3 separate regions of the Homo sapiens genome follow, and regions 2 and 3 are each linked to region 1. Evidence: read pairs that join two places in POLR2A ChIA-PET (ENCODE). Cell type or tissue: Panc1. All regions are shown on one strand. Links, peaks and the distances in the headings refer to the core of each region. The heading gives the core; the rest is flanking DNA. Region 1 has its middle 15 kb from the start of LINC02482. Region 2 has its middle 8.4 kb from the start of WFS1. Region 3 overlaps TBC1D14 (TBC1 domain family member 14).

Evidence for each region. ChIA-PET counts read pairs that join two places held together with the same protein. Peaks named below come from ENCODE experiments on the same cell type or tissue, not always from the same donor. Only the 100,000 strongest peaks of a DNase experiment are listed, where the experiment ranks them.
Region 2: POLR2A ChIA-PET joins it to region 1 with 5 read pairs; 3 of 35 experiments call an interaction of 5 or more read pairs at or near these places.
Region 3: POLR2A ChIA-PET joins it to region 1 with 6 read pairs; 3 of 35 experiments call an interaction of 5 or more read pairs at or near these places.

The regions. Positions count from the first base shown.
Region 1 is chr4:6,654,967-6,662,966 of GRCh38, forward strand. It overlaps the pseudogene LOC124900840. Among named protein-coding and RNA genes, the nearest start is that of LINC02482, 15 kb to the right of the region's middle. RefSeq lists a silencer at 3,818-3,977. In Panc1, for the core only: no CTCF peak of the experiment used is centred there; no DNase peak of the experiment used is centred there; H3K4me3 peaks cover 887 bases; H3K27ac peaks cover 885 bases.
Region 2 is chr4:6,259,433-6,263,432 of GRCh38, forward strand. No RefSeq gene overlaps it. Among named protein-coding and RNA genes, the nearest start is that of WFS1, 8.4 kb to the right of the region's middle. RefSeq lists an enhancer at 3,434-4,000. In Panc1, for the core only: no CTCF peak of the experiment used is centred there; no DNase peak of the experiment used is centred there.
Region 3 is chr4:6,936,839-6,944,224 of GRCh38, forward strand. All of the region lies in intron 2 of TBC1D14 (TBC1 domain family member 14), which reads left to right. Among named protein-coding and RNA genes, the nearest start is that of TBC1D14, 31 kb to the left of the region's middle. RefSeq lists a silencer at 1,999-2,048 and enhancers at 3,340-3,917, 3,481-3,610, 5,466-5,535, 6,080-6,905, 6,906-7,386 and 1 more. In Panc1, for the core only: a CTCF peak has its summit at 7,011; a DNase peak (open chromatin) is centred at 5,643; H3K4me3 peaks cover 1,713 bases; H3K27ac peaks cover 2,765 bases.

The sequences.
Region 1 (8,000 bases), core at 2,111-6,110:
CCCCATCAAAAAGTGGGCGAAGGATATGAACAGACACTTCTCAAAAGAAGACATTTATGCAGCCAACAGACACATGAAAAAATGCTCATCATCACTGGCCATCAGAGAAATGCAAATCAAAACCACAATGAGATACCATCTCACACCGGTTAGAATGGCGATCATTAAAAAGTCAGGAAACAACAGGTGCTGGAGAGGATGTGGAGAAATAGGAACACCTTTACACTGTTGGTGGGTCTATAAACTAGTTCAACCATTGTGGAAGACAGTGTGGCTATTTCTCAAGGATCTAGAACTAGAAATATCATTTGACCCAGCAATCCCATTACTGGGTATATACCCAAAGGATTATAAATCATGCTGCTATAAAGACATATGCACACATACGTTTATTGCAGCACTATTCACAACAGCAAAGACTTGGAATCAACCCAAATGTCCATCAATGATAGACTGGATTAAGAAAATGTGGCACATATACACCATGGAATACTATGCAGCCATAAAAAAGGATGAGTTCATGTCCTTTGTAGGGACATGGATGAAACTGGAAACCATCATTCTCAACAAACTATCACAAGGACAAAAAACCAAACACCGCATGTTCTCACTTATAGGTGGGAATTGAACAATGAGAACACTTGGACACAGGAAGGGGAACATCACACACTGGGGCCTATTGTGGGGTTGGTGGGGAGAGGGGAGGGATAGCATTAGGTGATATACCTAATGTAAATGACGAGTTAATGGGTGCAGCACACCAACATCGCACGTGTATACATATGTAACAAACCTGCAAGTTGTGATCACATACCCTAGAACTTAAAGTATAAAAAAAAAAAAAGAAGATAGGGTTAGAATTAGGGTTAGGAGAACCCAGAGGAGAATAATAAGGTGGGGGCACGGCTTTGAGGGTCTTCATTCATTTTTATCCATCCTTAGACTTTCTGCAGACTAAGCTTCAAGTTTTCAACTGCTGCTACAACAAATTATCACAAATTAACAGCTCAAAATAACACACATTTATCATCATAGTCCTGAAGGTCAGAAGTCACGAATGGCTTAGAAGGTTTCTCTGCTCTAGGTCTCACAAGGCCAAAATCAAGGTGTTGGCTGGCTGGGCTCCTATCAGGAGGCTCCAGAGAGAAACCGCTTCTAAGTGCATTCAGGTTGCTGGCAGAATCCAGTTCCTTGTGGTTGCAGGCTGGGCTTCAGCTGGGGGCCACATTTAGCTCCTGGAGGCCTCCCTCCTGTCCTTTCATGTGGCCACCTGTGTCTCAAAACCAGCAGTGGTTTGTCAAATCCTCCTCATTGTCCAACCCCCCGCCCCGCCCCGCCCCAGCCACAAAGCTGTGAAGCTAGGGTCCAAACCCCCCACATCTCAGAGTCAGCACAGGCAGGACCAGTCATCTCCTGCTTGGAATAGCACGGATTTCTTCTGCCAAATCTCTCTTCTGCCTTCGTTTTCTATCTCTGACTCCAGCCTAGGAGCGTTTTTCACTTTAAGGACTCAGGATTAGGCTGGGCCTACCTGGATAATCCAGGCTATTCATTCTCCTTAAGACCCTTAACTTTAATTACATGAGCAAAATCCATTTTGCCATGTAATATGATATATTCGTAATTACAAAATATGTCATATAATTTATAACACAATCACAGGTTCCAGGGATTAGGATGTGGACTTCTATGGGGGTCACTCTGCCTGCCACACCTCCCTAGAGGTGATGGTACCCAACTCCACTAAGTTCAGGTGGTGGCACAGGCCAAGAGAGCTACCCTCAGGCTGATTGGCCCTCAGTCCCCCAGCCAGCAGGTTGTGAAGCCAGGGTCCGAATATTGGATGTAGTTCCCACACGACTCTGAATGCACTGTGTAGTCTAATGACTGTCATAGTAGCGATGCCACCTGCCTCTGCCTGGTGTTTTGGCAACTGTACAATGCACTGTCATGCCTTTTTTTCTCACTTCTCTCACAGTCACAGGGGCCTACCAGCTCCATTTCACCCCTAGAGAACTGAGTTTCCAATCAGGGGCACTTGTGCAAGCAGGGTCTCCCCAGTCTTTACCATTAGCCCGTTTGTGGGCCACAGACCAGGAATATAAACGTATCTTTTTTTTTTTTTTTTTAGACAAAGTCTCAGGCTAGTCACCCAGACTGGAGTGCAATGGCTGGATCTCAGCTCACTGCAACCTCCGCCTCCCGGGTTCAAGCGATTCTCCTGCCTCAGCCTCCCGAGTAGCTGGGACTACAGGCATGCGCCACCACCCCCAGCTAATTTGTGTACGTTTAGTAGAGACGGGGTTTCACCATGCTGGCCAGGCTAGTCTCAAACTCCGGACTTCAGGTGATCCGCCCACCTCGGCGTCCCAAAGTGCTGGGATTACAGGCCTGAGCCACCGTGCCCGGCCTTAACATATCTTCTACCCCCTCCAGACAGCATTCTTTAGGGTAAACAAAATGTACCGAGCCCCTGCTGGGCAGCCAACCCTGGCGGAGACGTGCGGACAGATTCTACCTTCAAAGAGCTGTCCTGGGAAATGCCACTGTTTGGTAACAATTTTGTTTCCAAAAACCTCGCCTGGCCTGTGTCGGGCCGGCGGAGACAAGCCAGCGGTTCCCTGGCGAGGCGGGGACGGTTTGAGGTGCAGCCGTGGGTTTCGTGGCCCTGGGTCACGGTATTCGGTGCAACCTTCCGTTTCTGGTGCAAAAATCACTCGCAACTGAGTGTTAAAACCCCAACCCTGGAATCCCTCTCAGACTCCACCCCAGAGCCCGCGCAGGCGAGGGCGCGTGGGGGAAGGGGGACGAGAGCGCGCCATGGCGCCTGCACGATACGGGACCCCGCCCGAAACCCCCGTGGGCGCGTGGCAACCTGGAGCTGCCGTGAAAGGAGCTTCGAGGAGGCCCCGCGGCGGCTGGCAGCGGGAAGGCCATTTGGGTGTGGCCTTCGCTGTTTCAGGGCTGAAAGTTTTAGAGTAAAATTTTATCTAAACTAAAAAGGAACTTCAAGAACTTGTCGCGGGTGACAGCGAGGTGTCCGCGCACGGCTGGTGGGTGCCCGGCTGGCCCGGGGCGGGAAGGGGCGGCGGCGCTGTGGCCTTGCGTTACCGTGAGGAGGGCCTTGAGTGGGTTGTCCTGGTCCTTGGCCTTTTGAACAAAGCATTGAACAAAACGCACAAACAAAGTAACAAAGGAATGAAACGCAGGAACAGAAGCAGGGAAAGCAGCAATTTCTTAAAGCGAGAAAGCACCCACAGGGTGGGAGCGGGCCCGAGCAAGCAGCTCAAGGGCCAGTTAGAAAGTTTTCTGGGCTTTAAGTACTTCATTTGAGGTTCTTACCAGCTACCTCTTATGTGGATGAAGGTTTTGGTTTGTGGCTAAAGGCTGGGGTGAACTGGCGCCCTATGCGGATGAAGGGACGGTCCCTGCATGGCTCTTGGCCACTCCAAGGCACGCTCCCTTTCCATCTGGGAGGAGGCTTGTAGGGAGAGTAGCCTTTGATGCTTTACTACTCCCAATGGGGAGATGGTGCTTTTCCTTTTGGTTTGGGAAGTTTGAGTTAATCAGCCTCAGATTCTCTGCCCCAGACCTTGGTGTTTTCCCTTGATTCAGCTTTAGGAAGTCAGCAGGAATCTGCCTTAAGTTCCCTACCTCCAGACCCTGTTCTCCTGCCTGACGTGGACACGGACCAGGCGAGAGCCCGCAAAGACCCAGGTGGCCCGGCGCCCCGCGTGGGCGGCGAGGACCTGGCCTCCCTGGAGTGCGAGCGTGCCCGGGCGCACTAGCGGGCCCGCAGGGAGCTGCTGGAGATCCAGAGCCTGCTCGACGCCATCAAGAGCGAGATGGAGGCGGAGGAGCAGGGCGCCCGGGCCCCAGCACCCAGCCCGCGCGCGGAGGCGGAGGATCTGGTGGCCAGGCTGTGCGCCGAGGCGGAGAGGAAGGCCGCGGAGGCGGCGCGGATGGGCAGGCGGATCGTGGAGCTGCACCAGCGGATCGCCGGCTGCGAGTGCTGCCGAGCCGGCGGGGCAGCGCGGGGTGGAGCTGAGACCGGCGGGGAGTTTCCCGCGTGGAAGGCGCTGGGCAGGCAGGGAGGGGTGCGTAGAGCCGTGCCACGCTCTCCGCCAAGGTATACTCTTTTTACGTAGGTAAAAGAAAATAATTTCATTTCTTAAAAAGAAAAAAAAAAGGAGAAACAGAAACCCAAAGACCTTTAGCAGTAGAACAATAAAGGGCATAGAGCTGCCATGTCGCTAAGGGGGTTAAACCATTTCTTCTATGCCGTAAAGCTAAATATCAGGCGGAGAACAAAATTTAAAAGTGTGTGAGTCGGGCGCTGTGTCTCATGCCTGTAATCCCAGCACTTTGGGAGGCTGAGGCAGGAGGATCACTTGAGCTCAGGAGTTCGACATCAGCCTTGACAACATAGTGAGACCTCTCTCTACCAAAAATAAAAAACAATTAGCCAGATGTGGTGGCACACACCTGTGGTCCCAGCTCCTTGGGAGGCTGAGGCAGGAGAATTGCTTGAACCCGGGAAGTCAAGGCTTCAGTGAGCTGTGTTCAGGTCACCGCACTCCAGCCTGGGCAGATTGAGTCACCGTCTGTAATTTAAAAAAAAAACAAAATACAGGCCGGGCGGGGTGGCTCATGCCTGTAATCCCAACACTTTGGAAGGCTGAGGCTGGTGGATCATCTGAGGCGAGGAGTTCAAGACCAGCTTGGCCAACATGGCGAAACCCCATCTCTACTAAAAATATAAAAATTAGCTGGGTGCGGTGGCGGGCGCCTGTAATCCCAACTACTTAGGAGGCTGAGGCAGGAGAATCGCTTGAACCCGGGAGACGGAGGTTGCAGTGAGCTGAGATCGTACCTGTGCACTCTGGCCTAGGTGACAGAGTGAGACTCTATCTCAAAAAAAAAAAAAAAATGTGTGAAACGTAAGGCCATTACTGAACATTTCTAAATTTTGCTGGGAATTTGGAGTGTTTTGCTTGCCCTTTTCTGCCAGAGGTGGCATTCTGCTGGCAGAATTGCAGTTTTCACCCCAGGACAGTGAATTCTGACTCAGAGTGTCAAAGATAAGGAAAGCCAGGAGACTAGTCAAAATGGTAAGGACAGATTTTATTCAGTAATGACTTGCAACAGGGAAGAGAGTCCAGCGTGAACTAAACTGAGCTTTGCCAAAGCAAAAGGCAGGAGACTTTTTCAAGGTTGGAGTGTGCTAGGGGAAAAGCACTGAAGGGTGAAAAAACAGGTTTGATCCACCTCTCTAGGCCATCTGGGTTTGCTAGTTAGTGCTTATCCAGAGGAGAAACAAAGTTCTCCTTTCTTAAATGGGAGAAGTGGTGTGTTGGAGCAAAGCTTCCACTGAAGATAGGTCCTCATCCTCCCACTGGGACTGGGAGGAAGAAGGAGGTTATCTCCTTACATGTTTGAGTTTCAAGGAGCCAAGGGAGAAAAGAAGAAGGAGGAGGCGGAGGAGGAGGAGGAGAAAGAAGAAGAAGGAGGAGGAGGAGAAGGAGGAGGCAGAGGAGGTGGAGGAGGAGGAGGAGAAAGAAGAAAGAGGAGAAGGAGGAGGAGAAGGAGGAGTAGGCAGAGGAGGAGGAGGAGGAGAAGGAGGAGGCGGAGGAGGAGTAAGCAGAGGAGGAGGCAGAGGAGGAGGAGGAGAAGGAGGAGGCGGAGGAGGAGTAGGCAGAGGAGGAGGAGGAGAAAGAAGAAGAAGGAGGAGAAGGATGAGGAGGAGGAGAAGGAGGAGGAGAAAGAAGGAGGAGGAGAAGGAGAAGGAAGAGAAGGAGAAGGAGGAGAAGGAAGAGAAGGAGGAGGAGGAGAAGGAGGAGGAGGAGATAGAAGAAGAAGGAGGAGGAGGAGGAGAAAGAATTTTTTTTTTTTTTGAGACGGAGTCTCACCCTGTTGCTAGGCTGGAGTGCAGTGGCGCAATCTCTGCTCATTGCAACCTCCTCCTCCTGGGTTCAAGCGATTCTCCTGCCTCAGTCTCCCGAGTAGGTGGGACCACAGGCATGCACCATCACGCCCAGCTAATTTTTGCCTTTTTAGTAGAGATGGGTTTTCACCATGTTAGCCAGCATGGTCTTGATCTCTTGACCTCATGATCCACCCACCTCGGCCTCCCAAAGTGCTGGGACTACAGGTGTGAGCCACCACGCCCAGCCGAAGAAGAAGAAATTTTCATCACGATTGTCTATTGATGAGATGGTTGGTCTTATTTTTTGTTTTTGGAATTTCTCAATAGTTTTAACTTTTCCTGCTTCTGTGCATTTTGCTATGTCACATGGGACCTAATCACTGTTGGACACTTTGGGACAAGCAGGAAACTTGTGTCAGTCCTCAAACCACAGAGTTGTTGAAGGAGCTCCACCTGTTCCATTGGAAGATGCCCCTGGGAAATGAGGTGGAAGACAGTTTTGTATGCAGTTTAGAACTTTCTCTGTGAGAACAGATGAGATTTTTCCTCTTAAGTTAAATCATGTCATTTGGTGCACATTGTGTGACTTCGCAGGTCAGTTTGGACAACTAGCTACGTCTAATTTGACTTGAAACCTACATATGATGGAGTGCTTTCTTGTGTTTTGTCTGTGGTTTGACTTAGGGTCAGCTTCCTTGAAGGATCTCCCTAGTGCATTTCAGGCCCTGTGGGGCGTAGAAGAAGAGAAGTCTGAAAAGGGCCTTGAAGATCTCTGGGAAGCAATCGTGGTGCTGGCGCTTTGGTCTTCCTTCACGGGGTCATAACCTACCTGGTTAGGCCCATTTGAATAGACCCCACAGGGATTTGAGGTTAAAATACCATATGTGGCTGGGTGTGGTGGCTCATGCCTGTAATCCCAGCACTTTGGGAGACCAAGGTGGGAGAATTCCTTGAGTCTAGGAGTTTGAGACCAGCTGGAGAAACATGGTGAGACCCCCCACTCTACAAAAAAAAAAAAAAAAATTAGCCAGGCATGGTGGCACTCACCTGTATCCCAGCTACTCAGGAGGCTGAGGCAGGAGGATCGCTTGTGCCTGGGAGGTTGAGGCTGCAATGAGCTGAGATCATGTCACTGCACTCCAGCCTGTGGGTGACAGAGCAAGACCTTGTCTCAGAAAACAAAACAACAAAACAAAAACAGCACACCCACATGTAATAATGGTTGTTGCTTGTAAAAATGTAAAACCTAAAAACCTATTTTTATCCAAATGAACCAAAGCCCTTAAACTTCACCAGGAAAAAGAAAATAAAACATGTTTCTGAAGATCACAGTGTCTGTCTCATTGTCCTCAAATGCAGTAAACTGCGGGTTATAATGCATTCAGTGAAGCTGCAATTGGAAGAACAGATAATCCCCAGGCATGGAAATGAGGTTGGAGTAAGAGAGAAACTGGCACACTTCAGGCCCTAGGTACCTGTGTTCAAAAGCACTGGCTACACGATGCGCCCAGACCCTGGAGGAGGAATACAGACATGAGACCTGGTGGTAAAGACAACAAAATAATTCAAAGACAGCGTGCCAGGTGTCACACATGCAGGCAGTAACTCTATTGAGGGGCATCTTATATGCCAGCTATTGTTCTAAAATAGAACAGTGTTACCGCCCTGATGAAGCTTACATTTTAGAGCAGGGAACCTTCAGAAAACATATAAATATGTCCTGTGGTGACATGTTTGGTGGGTAACAAAAGGCACTGTACTGCTGGTAGACATGTAAGATGTAGGAGGAAGGTGGAGTAAGGATGAGGTGGCCCAGACTGCAGCTGAATCTCCGGTCCACTGCCGACTGACTCACTTTGTAATGTTTCGCAAGTCTCTTCACCTCACTTTACCCCTTCTATAAAATGGGTATACTCAAGAGTAGCTACCTCATGGGGATATCAGGAAAATTAAATGAGTTGATATTATGTCAGTGGGCCACAGTTGGCTGATCCCTGGGTAGATTTCTGTTGCAGCAAAGCATTCTCTGAAATGTCATTTAGTTAGGAAGGTTATTAGTGAGTGCTCTTAGGAT
Region 2 (4,000 bases), core at 1-4,000, 400 kb before region 1:
GCAGTGAGCCAAGATCGCGCGGCTGCACTCCAGCCTGGCAGATAGAGCAAGACTCCATCTCAAAAAAAAAAAAAAAAAAAAAAGAGGCCGGGCGCGGTGGCTCACGCCTGTAATCCCAGCACTTTGGGAGGCCGAGGCGGGCGGATCACAAGGTCAGGAGATCAAGACCATCCTGGCTAACACGGTGAAACCCCCTCTCTACTAAAAATACAAAAAGTTAGCCAGGCGCGGTGGCGGGCGCCTGTAGTCCCAGCTACTCGGGAGGCTGAGGCAGGAGAATGGCGTGACCCCGGGAGGTGGAACTTGCAGTAAGCCGAGCTTGCACCACTGCACTCCAGCCTGGGCGACTCTGTCTCAAAAAAAAAAAAAAAAAAAAAGAGTGGGTCAGGCTGGGCATGAATTCGCCTCTATCAACTACCACCTGACCCCGGACAAGGCAGTATGGTTTCCTGAACCATAAAATAGGGGGAGTGATAGAACCCACCTGATAGCTATTCTTTCTTTAAGACTGAGCTCCAGTGTCACCCTTTCCCCAGCCCCTCGCAGTCCATCTCCGGACCTCACCGTCCATGCTCTGCACTTGCCACCCTGAGCCTCATTCCGAAAATACCTGCCCGTGCTGCCCTCAAAGCTCAGCATGTCTTGGGCCCCCAGTGTCTCTCCAGGCAGGTTCTCTGCACAGATGTCAGGCCAGACTGTCCCTCTTTGCTCAGGGAAAAAGAAGATGAGCTCTCAAGGTGCCAGCCTGTAGTCCCTGCACTGGGGCAGGACAAAGGTAAGTAGAATCAAGAATCGCCACCAGGACTACACTTTCCCCAGGAAAAACTTGAAACGAGTTCACGTAGCATTTTGGATCCCACCAGAACAGCAGCCCTAGAGAAAGTGCCAAGAGAATTCCTATACCCAAGTTTCTTCTCTTTCTCTTACCAGAAGCTCTTTGGCATTTCACAAAGCAAGTTGCAACCAGAGTCTGGCAGCTTCCATTGTATCGAACAATTAAGGAAAACAATGATCTGTGATCACGGCAAGCTTCTGGGTAATTTATATTTCTAAAGATTGTCAAAAACAATATCTCCTTCGCTAAAACTGTTCAAATTGCTCCCACAAACATCAAAAGTGCTCCCCACCCTGCCCCCCACTTTCTCTGCCCGTCTCTATGGCAACGTGGAGCTGTGCTATTCTGATCACTGCTACCAAGCCAAGCAGGTGTCCGGAAAGTTTTGGGGAGGATTTTGAGTTGGGTAATTTTTGGCTCTTCTTGACATTTCCTAAGTGCCGTGATGCCTAAAATTTTGTTCTATTGTTTCCTGCTAAAGTGAACAAGAAGTTCCCTCTCCCACCAGCTCTGGCTTTTTTTGTGTGGTTTTTTTTTTTTTTTTTTTTTTTTTTGAGACAGAGTCTTGCTCTGTCACCAGGCTGGTGTGCATTGGCGTGATCTTGGCTCACTGCAACCTCCACCTCCTGGATTCAAATGATTCTCTTGCCTCAGCCTCCTGAGTAGCTGAGACTAAAGGTGCATGCCACCATTCCCAGTTAATCTTTGTATTTTTAGTAAAGATGGGGTTTCACCATGTTGGCCAGAATGGTCTCGATCTCTTGACCTCATGATCCGCCTGCCTCAGCCTCCCAAAGTGCTGGGATTACAGGCGTGAGCCACCGTGCCTGGCCTAGCTCTGGGTTTTGAAACGATCACAGGAGGGACTCAGGGCTGAAAGAAGTGAGGGAGGAGGCCAGGCGTGGTGGCTATTGCCTGTAATCCCAGCAGTTTGGGTGGCTGAGGCAGTTGGATTGCTTGAGCCCAGGAGTTCAAGACCAGCCTGGGCAACATGTAAGACCTCATCTCTACAAAAAAATACCAAAAAAAAAAAAAAATTAGCTGGGAATGGTGGAGTGTGCCTGTAGTCCCAGCTACAGGGTGGCTGGGATGCTGAAGTGGGAGGATTGCTTGTTCCCAGGAGGCTGAGGTTGTGGTGAACCGAGATCATGCCACTGCACTCTAGCCTGGGTGACAGAACAAGACTCTGTCTCAAAAAAAAAGAAAGAAAGAAAGAAAAAAAAAAAGAAGTGAGGAGATGTTGCAAATGCCCCCCCACCCCAAACCACACCTCGGGGGTGTTTGTCTAAGAAAACATCTTTTGTGACCTGTGTGTTATCTTCTTTACAGCCACCTGAAACGCAGAAGGGAGCTTGCTGGGTTTCAGACATGGGTAAGTGTGGGGTGGCATTGCAGCAGAGATTGGAGGCCGTCGGACCAAAGAGGTGACCCAGAGTGGCCATGGGCACAGGACTCAACCTCTCAGAGCCTCTGGTTCCTGGTCTATAGCCTGAGGACGATCCTACCTCCCAGGTTGTCAGGTGGATTTAATGGGCCACCAGGTGTAATCAGTATTCAGGAAGGGATGGTAATGGTCTGTGGTGTGGTTATGGAGGAAGCTGATGTCCACCAATTCCACGTCCACGCAGGTTAGCTCCCAGGTCTTCCCAATAACCCTTTGGGGCAAAGGATTTACTGAGTTGACGCCCAGGGAGGTCCAATGAGTTGCTCCAGGTCTAACGACATTGCCTAAGCGTGTCATAGCCCCTCCCCATGCTCAGTTCCCTGATTTAAAGTCAGTGCCTCTTGGAAGCAATCACCGTGTCCTTCGGGAGGTGAGTAGATACATAAGTGGATACGTAAGCTGTGGTCCATCCAGACAATGGACTATTACTCAGCAATAAAGAGAAATGAGTTATCAAGCCATGGAAAGCCACGGAGGAAACTGAGCCGCATATCACGGAGTGAAGGGAGCCAAGCTGAAAAGTCTACGCACTGCACCGTTCCAACTCTGTGACATTCCGGACAGGGCACAACCATGGAGATTGGGAAAAGATCAGTTGTTGCCAGGAGGCAGCGGGAGGGAGGGATGAAGCAGTGGAGTGTCAAGAGCCTTAGGACAGTGACGCTGCTCTGTATGATGCTGCAGTGGTGGTCCACGTCATTCTACATTTTTCCAAACCCACAGAATGCACAATGCCCAGGGTGGACCCCGATGTAAATGCTGCGCTCTAGGAGATAGCAATGTGTCAATGCAGGTTATCCATTGGAACAGGTGTGGGGAGGCTTTGCATGGGGAGGTGTGGGATCTACGGGAACTGTCTGCACTTTCCACTCAGCTTTGCTGGGAATCCCAAACTGCCCTTAGAAATAAGGTCTATTAAAAAGGGGTAGGGGGCGGCTGGGTGTGGGGGCTCACACCTGTACTCCTGGCACTTTTGGGGGGCAGAGAGAGATGGGAGGATCACTTGAGCTCAGGAGTTCAAGACCAGCTTGGGCAACATGGCAAAACCCCTTCTCTACAGAAAATACAAAAAGTAGCTAGATGTGGTGGTGTGTGCCTGTAGTCCCAGCTACTTTGGAGGCTGAGGTAGGAGGATCACCTGAGCCTAGGAAGATCACACCACTACATTCCAACGGAGTGAGACCCTATCTCAAAAAAAAACCTGGGGGGAGTAGGGGGCAGAATAAAGCCAGCACCTCCTCCAGGGAGCCGTCCCTGACCACCATCACCTGCTGCAATTTCTCCCCCTGCCAGGAATCCGCAGGCTGTCATCACTTCTCCTCTGGTTAGCCCCTCCCCAGAATAACAGTGGCTGGGGTTTCCAGCTTCCGGACCTAACAAGCCCCTCCAGGGCAGGTACGGGGCTGTGTGCCTTAGACCCTTCCACCTCACACCAGGGCACCCAGTGAGACCTGTGAGGGAGCGGGTAGCAGGTGTTGAACGATTGCCCCTTCCTGCCAGTGACTGACATTTGTAAGAGAGACTCAGCATGAAATGACAGCTGCACGGTGTGGGCACATTGATGTACTTAGCAAATGAGGCCCCTGCTGCTGCCGTGTCCTGTGTCCAGTCCTGGTGACACAGCCCTGGGACCTGAGACCTGTGCCCAGGCCCCATGCTGGCTGCTGTCATGGTCTCCCTGCATCCAGGGCAGGCTGGGCCCATTTCGAAGGTGAGGGCTG
Region 3 (7,386 bases), core at 3,387-7,386, 280 kb after region 1:
TTTGTTTTTGGTGAAGTAGGAAGCAGGGTCTCGAGGATGGGTGTCTTAGTCCGTTTGAGCTTTTTTTTTTTATTTTTACTTACTTATTTATTTTTTGAGACAGAGTTTTGCTCTTGTTTCCCAGGCAAGAGTGCAATGGCACGATCTCGGCTCACCGCAACCTCCGCCTTCCGGGTTCAAGCGATTCTCCTGCCTCAGCCTCCCTAGTAGCTGGGATTACAGGCATGTGCCACTGCGCCCGGCTAATTTTGTATTTTTAGTAGAGATGGGATTTCTCTGTATTGGTCAGGCTGGTCTGGAACTCCCGACCTCAGGTGATCTGCCCGCCACAACCTCCCAAAGTGTTGGGATTACAGGCGTGAGCCACCACGCTGGGCCTTTTTAAAAATTTTAAACATAATATTGTAGACGAGGTGGCTTGTAAACAACAGAAATTTGTTTCCCACAGTTCTGGAGGTTGGGAGGCGTAAGATCAAGGTGCCAGCACGTTCAGTGTCTGGTGAGCTGTTGAACATGTTTTTTTATAAGGGCACTAATCCCACTGGGGAGGGCTCCACCCTCATGACCTAGTCACCTCCCAAAGGCTTCATTTCCTAATACTGTCAACCTGAGGGTTAGGATTTCAACATGTGAATTGGGTGGGGGCACAAACCCTGGGGTTGTAGCAGTGGGGATGGTGTGCTGGGTTGGAAGCTGTGTGAAAGCCATCAAGGCGTGTGGGAGAATGGATAGAGAGGGAAGGAAGCGTTGCTGGGGGGCAGCAAGGGCCCTGCCAGGTGATCAGGGACCAGTCAGCGTGCTGCGCGTCTTTCTCCAGCCATGTTTTTTGCACAGGTACACGTGCAGGGCAGGCTTGTCTTTGAGCTAAGTGTGTACAGGGAAGGGAGAGAGAGGCAGGGCTCAGGGACGTGTGAGGGTGATTACATTGGGGCATGGATTCTCCGGGCGGTGGAAGGAGGGTGGATTAGAGAAGCAGGATGGAGACCCTGAAGCCTGGAGGGTAGTGGGGGGTCGTCACCGTGTGGGCGGGGAGGCTCCAGTCACACAGCCGGCTGGGAGTGGAACCTGCAGGGTCAGTTTCCACCACGTCTGACGTAGGCTCCCCCCGGGGCCGTTGCATTGCTGATTGAGCCGCATCTGGTGAGCCTGGTCCAGGAGTGTTGGAGAAAGGAAGTGGAGGTCTTCATTCCACTCCTCCCGGGTGCTGGGTGGGGAGAGGGAGGCAGCAGTGCCGTCCCGGGCGTTGTGGTGGTGGGCGCTACTTTGCTGGGCTGGCCTTGCCGAGACACAGCTTCTTCCCATGGTGTAAGAGCCTCCCCATTTGTGAACAGCACCCCATCCTCAGGGAGAGCTTGTCTGGGGGAGGACCGTGGGGATCAGCCCTGACTGTTGGCTGTGCAGATCCCTCTTCTGGGGGCTGCCTGGTGGCCCCAGTGCTAGGAGCTGCATGAGACAGTGGTGCCATGCTCGGCCACCCTGCCCTTGGGTGGACATAACCTCACATGCTCCTCTGGAGAGGGCCAGGCCAGGATAGCAAGGGGGGAAGTCAATGCCAAGAGGAAACATCTGGGAGGAACAGGGATCGTGGTCACACGAGCGTGAGGCGCCACTTCCTCTTCTTCAGTCCTTGGCCCTCTCCAGGGGATCCCAGCCTCACTCCCAGCTGGCTGCCCACAGCAGGTGTCCCCTTGGCCTTCCCACCAGGCACCAGCCTGGCAGCTCCCCCTCCCCAGGACCAGGTCTGCAGAGAGGTGGGGCTCGCTCATTCAGGGACGCCTTCTCACTGCTTCTCTGAGGATCCACATCCCTAGATCATTTCTGCAGATGTTTAGCCACTGCCAGGAAGCCCTCTCCAGCCTCCATGAGAGGACCAGCCTTGCCTCGCGGGCCTTCTGTGTGCCTCGTGGATCCCGCATTCACCCAGGGGGCACAGGAGAGATGCCGGGGTGAGCATGTCTGTCACCACAGCTGTGCAGGGGCTGTGGCTCGGGCTGGCCTCCCAGGGGCCCAGTGTTCCATTGTTTCAGGTCATTGGGTTCCTCCCCTGCAGCCGCACTCTGAAGAGTATCCGTCCCGGCTGCAGGAGTGGAGATCTGGTTGTGCAGTAGTGCAGCAGCGGCGCCATCCCCCAGGCTCTGTGGGCTGGCCTGAGTGCTGCATGGGAAAGCACCGTGGACACCATGGGGAAGAGATGCTAGTGAAACCCTCTCCGGCTCAGCCGGTGGCCTCTTCCTCATCAGCAGTGGACGGCATCCTGGCTCTGCCACCCACTCCCTCTGCATCTGGGGCAAGTCGCTTTGCAGACACAGCTTTCCCACGTGTGAAATGCAGAGTTGCGTCAGGCGGTCTCGGCATCTTCCAGCAGGAAGAACCTTCTGGAATCAGCAGTAGTCCCTGCTGTCCTCCTGCAGGCCTGGAGACCCCTCCTGGAATGGTTTTCCTGCCTGCCTCTTCCTGCTGCATAAATGAGAAGAATCCACAGGAGCCCCCCCCAGGAAGAATGGCCCCCTTTGCTGTGTGTCGACTCCCAGCTCTGTGGCTGGGGCACCTCTCATGCGCAATGCCACCCGACCAGGTCCCCCCCAGAAGCATGCGCACCCCTCGAGGGACTGCCTCTCACTTATTGTACGCTGGTGCTCATTAGAACTCAGCAAGTGCTTGCCAGATGGTTGAATTCAGACGTCATCCCTTTTCTTAGAGATTATCTGCCCGAGGACCCGGTCCTGGGGATGTAGTGGTCAGCATACCTGCGTCAGTCTTGGGGATGTAACGGTCAACACACCCACTTCTCCCAAATCAAAGCACCCAACGGCAAGATAGTCGACTGAGACCACACTGCAGAGACTGATAAGGGATGCTCAGTGCCAGGCTGTGAGTCCTGTGGCAGAGTTCCTGAGGAGAGGGGTGGGGGTGGGGTGGTGGTGTGGAGGTGGCATGGGAAAGCTGGGAGAGGCTCCACTTTACACAGGGGGGTCAGGGAGGGCTTTGGTGGGAAAGCAGCATTTGAGCAAAGATGTGAGTGGTGTGCGGGTGAAGCGTGTTCTTCCGAAGGACACAGTGGAGACGAAGGCCCTGAGGCCGGCGGGGACTGGCCTTGCTTTTCAGGCGTCACGACCTACACCAGGCTCCTTGAGAAATGGGCACCAGCGGCCTGTGCCCCTGGCTCCCGCGGCACCTCACGCATGCTCAGCAGAGTCATCCCTTTTGGCTGCCTGGAGTCGTATATTGGGGCGCAGCTGGTGCTTTAGTTACTAGAATATCAAACTGCCGTCCAGTGTGTTAGCCACTAGCCCCATGTAGCTATTTAAATTGAGTTAAAATTACCCGAAATGGAAAATTCAGTTTCTTAGTCACTCTGGCCAGTCAGGCGCTCAGTAGCCACATGTGGCTTGTGGCCACCCCGTTGGGCGGCTCAGATTAGTACATTTCCACCATGCAGGAAGTTCTGTTGTTCAGCCCTGGTCTGTGGGACAATCTGTGACTTGAACCTTTGTTGTTCTTGATGTGTAACAGCAGCACACAGTGGGTGTGAAACGAGCAAATCCATAATGGAATGTGTGTAGCCCAGAGAGGTCTACAGAAAGAACCGCCCTCAGGGCTCCGGGGAAGGGGAAGGAAACCCAGGCCAGGTGGCAGGTGGGGGTGCTGGTCAGATAGGTATAGCGGGGAGGGCCCTGCCTGGAGTCAGCCTTGCTGGGGTTGAGGTTCTTGCCTGAGGGTGTGTTTGACCCTCCCTGTGACCTCTAGTGCACATTTAAATATGGGAGATGACGGGGGTGGGGGAGGAGCCTACACCCCTCAGAGATGTATTCTGAAGGTGCCTGTTGTGCCTTCCAGTGAGGGGACAAAGAACCTGGTGGAGATTGAGAGAGTGCAGTCATAGAGCCAAAGATCTGAAAGTCTGCTCTGCCTGGCCGGCTGGGCGGCTGGACACAGTGCTCTATGTTCTTGTGTCTTACCTGTCTCCGAGCTGGCAGCCAGGAGGCTGTGCTTGGGAAGTGCCTGTTACAGCAGTCCATGCAGCACTTACTAGGAGGTGTTAGGGATCACCGCGTCCCGGCTTATGGCATGAATGAACGAATGAATGAACAAATGAATGGTAATGAGGACTTGCCTAAGGGAGGCACTGCAGGAAAGGGAAAATGGAGAAAAAGGATTGAATCAGTTCTTGAGGGTAAACACGAGCGATTTATCTTGGCTATTAATGACTTGATGAAAGCAGGTTGGCTGTTCCGTGATCAACCAGTGCTCGAGATGTTTGTTCTGAATCCCACCTGGGTTTGATGGTCCATTTCCTTCTGTTGGTGGGCTGGGAAACTTGCCTGTATCTGAGGAAAGCAGCTTTTTTTTTTTTTTTTTTTTTTTGAGATGCGGTCTCACTCTGTGGCCCAGGCTGGAGTGCAATGGCATGATCTTGGCTCACTGCAACCTCTGCCTCCCAGGTTCTCGCGATTCTCCTGCCTCAGCCTCCCGGGTAGCTGGGACTACAGGCGTCCGCCACCACGCCTGGCTAATTTTTGTATTTTTAGTAAAGACAGGGTTTCACCATGTTAGCCAGGCTGGTCTCAAACTCCGGAGCTCAGGTGATTTGCCGTCTTGGCCACCCAAAGTGCTGGGATTCCTGGCATGAGCCACTGCGCCCGGCCAAAAGCAGCTCTTTAAGTTCTTACCACTTTATGTTGCTCCTGACATCGTCTTCCTGTGGGGAAGGCAGACACTTGCTGTGAAGCTGTGGAGTGTCAGTAACATTCAGGAATGGCGTGAACTGAACCAAAAAAGACCTTCCTCAGCTTGCACATCTGTTCCTGTGACTTGTCCCACAGACAAGGCAGTGTTTCTGCCCTGGTTTCTGGAAGGTGTTGATGTCCTTAGAAAATGCACAGAGGGCAAGGTTGTTTTGTGGGATGGGGTAAAAGGAGAATGAATTTGCTCCAGATACGTCAGACCTCCTGTGTTCATGGAACTTCCTCAGGCTTGCAGGCAGCCTCAGGAAACAGTACGCCCATCTTCCTGGAGGCTCCAGGTGTGTGTTTAGGTCCTTTGCCAGCCCACCTTCCTTCTGCCCTAGGTGAGGTTAGGTTCAGCCTGGGAGGTGGCGATTCAGTATGAAATGCAGGAGAACTGGTGTGGGACCACAGGAATACACGGGCTTTGAGAAACCCATGGGCAAGCCCATTCCTGCAAAGCAGTTCTTCAGCCATCAGCCACTTGCTACTCATAAATTAACTTCCCTTTGCCCAGATAGGGATAGAATCTGTTCTGCTTTTCAGATGTTAGTGGAAAATATCATAGAATAATGCAGTAATTAAAACGGTTTCCTCCTATTTCCTATCTTAAATAGGAGATTATTTAAAATATTTACACATCTTTTTTATTTTTAGAATATTCAGTACAAGTAACACTGAATTATTTCATGCCTTCTGTATTTTTCATGTGCACACATCTTACTAGATTGCCACATCAAATCAGTTCCTGTTTATGTTGAGCGAGCTGGGTTTGTAACTGCGAGCTGTTTCAACTCCAGTTTTGCTGATTCTTTGTTGTGAATAGCTGTGGTTTATCTCAAGAATCCTGTAAGATTCTGTATATGGAAGAATGGTGAGTCATCTAGAGTTGCAGAATAGCCCTTTTGGGCCCCACAGCAGTCCAGTTTCAGTCCAGTTTTCCTGTTCATTCCCCCTTGCCTCTAGCAAGAGGCTTTTACAACCCAGGCTCTGGGTACCAAGTGTTACAGGTACATGTTTATAGGCGTTTGAAAGTTAGAGGTTAGCTTTAAGCTCTGACCTCCTTTTAGGTTTCAGATCTGGGTGTTAAACACATTTTCTGTGGTGGGAGGAGTGAGGCGGGGAAGGCGGGTCAAAAGGAGTGGGCTCTGCCTTCCCCGCCCCCACATCCTGCAGAACCAGGCACGAGGAAGAAGGAAGGTGAGGGGCCAGTGGGTGGGATGAGGAACCATATCTCCTGGGTCACCCTTACCCTAATACCTGGCTGTTCATTCACTGTAAGTTTTTTGCCTGGGATAGATTTTATCCCTTTTAGAGGTTCGTTTGAGAGCAGTTATTTTTAAAGCAGAAGAAATTGAGTGGCAGGCAAAATTCCTGGGACAAATACATTAATATCTAGTTAGGTGGATGAATGTTCGCTGCTGTAACAAACTTGAAATATACATAAAGCTTCAAACACAACGGAGGTTGATTTCCAGGCCATGCTCCCCTAGGTTCCTTCCGTCCTGTGGCCCCATCGTTTTCAGCAGAAGCTTGCTGGGTTGTTCGGTATTACACCAAAGCAGGGGAGAGCGTGTGTAGGGACCAGTGTGGGAGTTCTGAGAGCCAGCCGTGCCTGAAGCGGCACACACAACTCCACTCAGAGTTAATTGGCTGGAATGCTGCCCCTACCTGTGAGGGAAGCCAGGAAAGAGGACTGCGCCCAGGACAACGAGGAAATGGGTTTGGTGAATAACTGGGAGCCTCGGCTGTGATGTCTTTTCCTTCCTCCCTCTGCCCCTCTCCCTTCTTCTTGAGAATTAAATGCCTGAAACCGATTAGTTGAATACCCCTCTCATTCTCTTGCCCAAGTGATAGTTCCCACCACCTGGAGGATGAAGTCCAGACCAGTTGGTGTGGCCTACGGGGCGTGCAGGATCTGGCTGCTGCCTGCATCTCTGGCCACCAGTGGTGCCAGTGCTCAGAGCCAGTGACGCCCTGCCTCTGCACCTTGCCTGTTCTGCTGCCTCTCCCGGGCAAATTCTTGTTTGTCCCTTAGGATTCAGCTTAAGTGACACCTCCTCTAGGAAGCCTTCTTTGATCACCCCAACCTCTCCCAGACCTCTAATGTGGACCCCACAGTCCCTGGACTTCTTTGAGACCACACTAGCCCACTCCCCGCCCCCTCCTGGAACCTTGAGCTTCTGGAGAGCTGGGGCCACACCGTCCTCCTGTGGTTTTCCGAGCCGGTGCAGGTGGTCAGCAGATAACCTTGAGTGAATGTGAATCTAAAAAAAGTAATAAAGGGATCTGGCACACTTAACTTTTAAATCTAAATATGTTTCTTTTAAATTCTATGATTGTTCTGGGTCTTGAGAGCAGACCTCCCCAACAATTCGGTCTCCCATATGGGGTCACAGCCGTTTGGGTTTCCGATCGCGGGCACGGCACCCATCTGCGGTGTCTGTGAAGCCGGCGCGTTCTGCCGGGGGTTTGGGTTTTTTTGTGTGTGTGATAGATCTTTTTAGCTTAGATACGTTTCTTAAAGCTTCTCTTTGTTTAAAAATGCGCAGGAAAACTTCGGCGTCGTTCTATTTTTGTCCTTTTTAACACCTACCCCTGATTTTTCCTTCTTTTTTTATTTCCTTGCAGACTTTGAATTTTAAACAGATAAAAATGGATG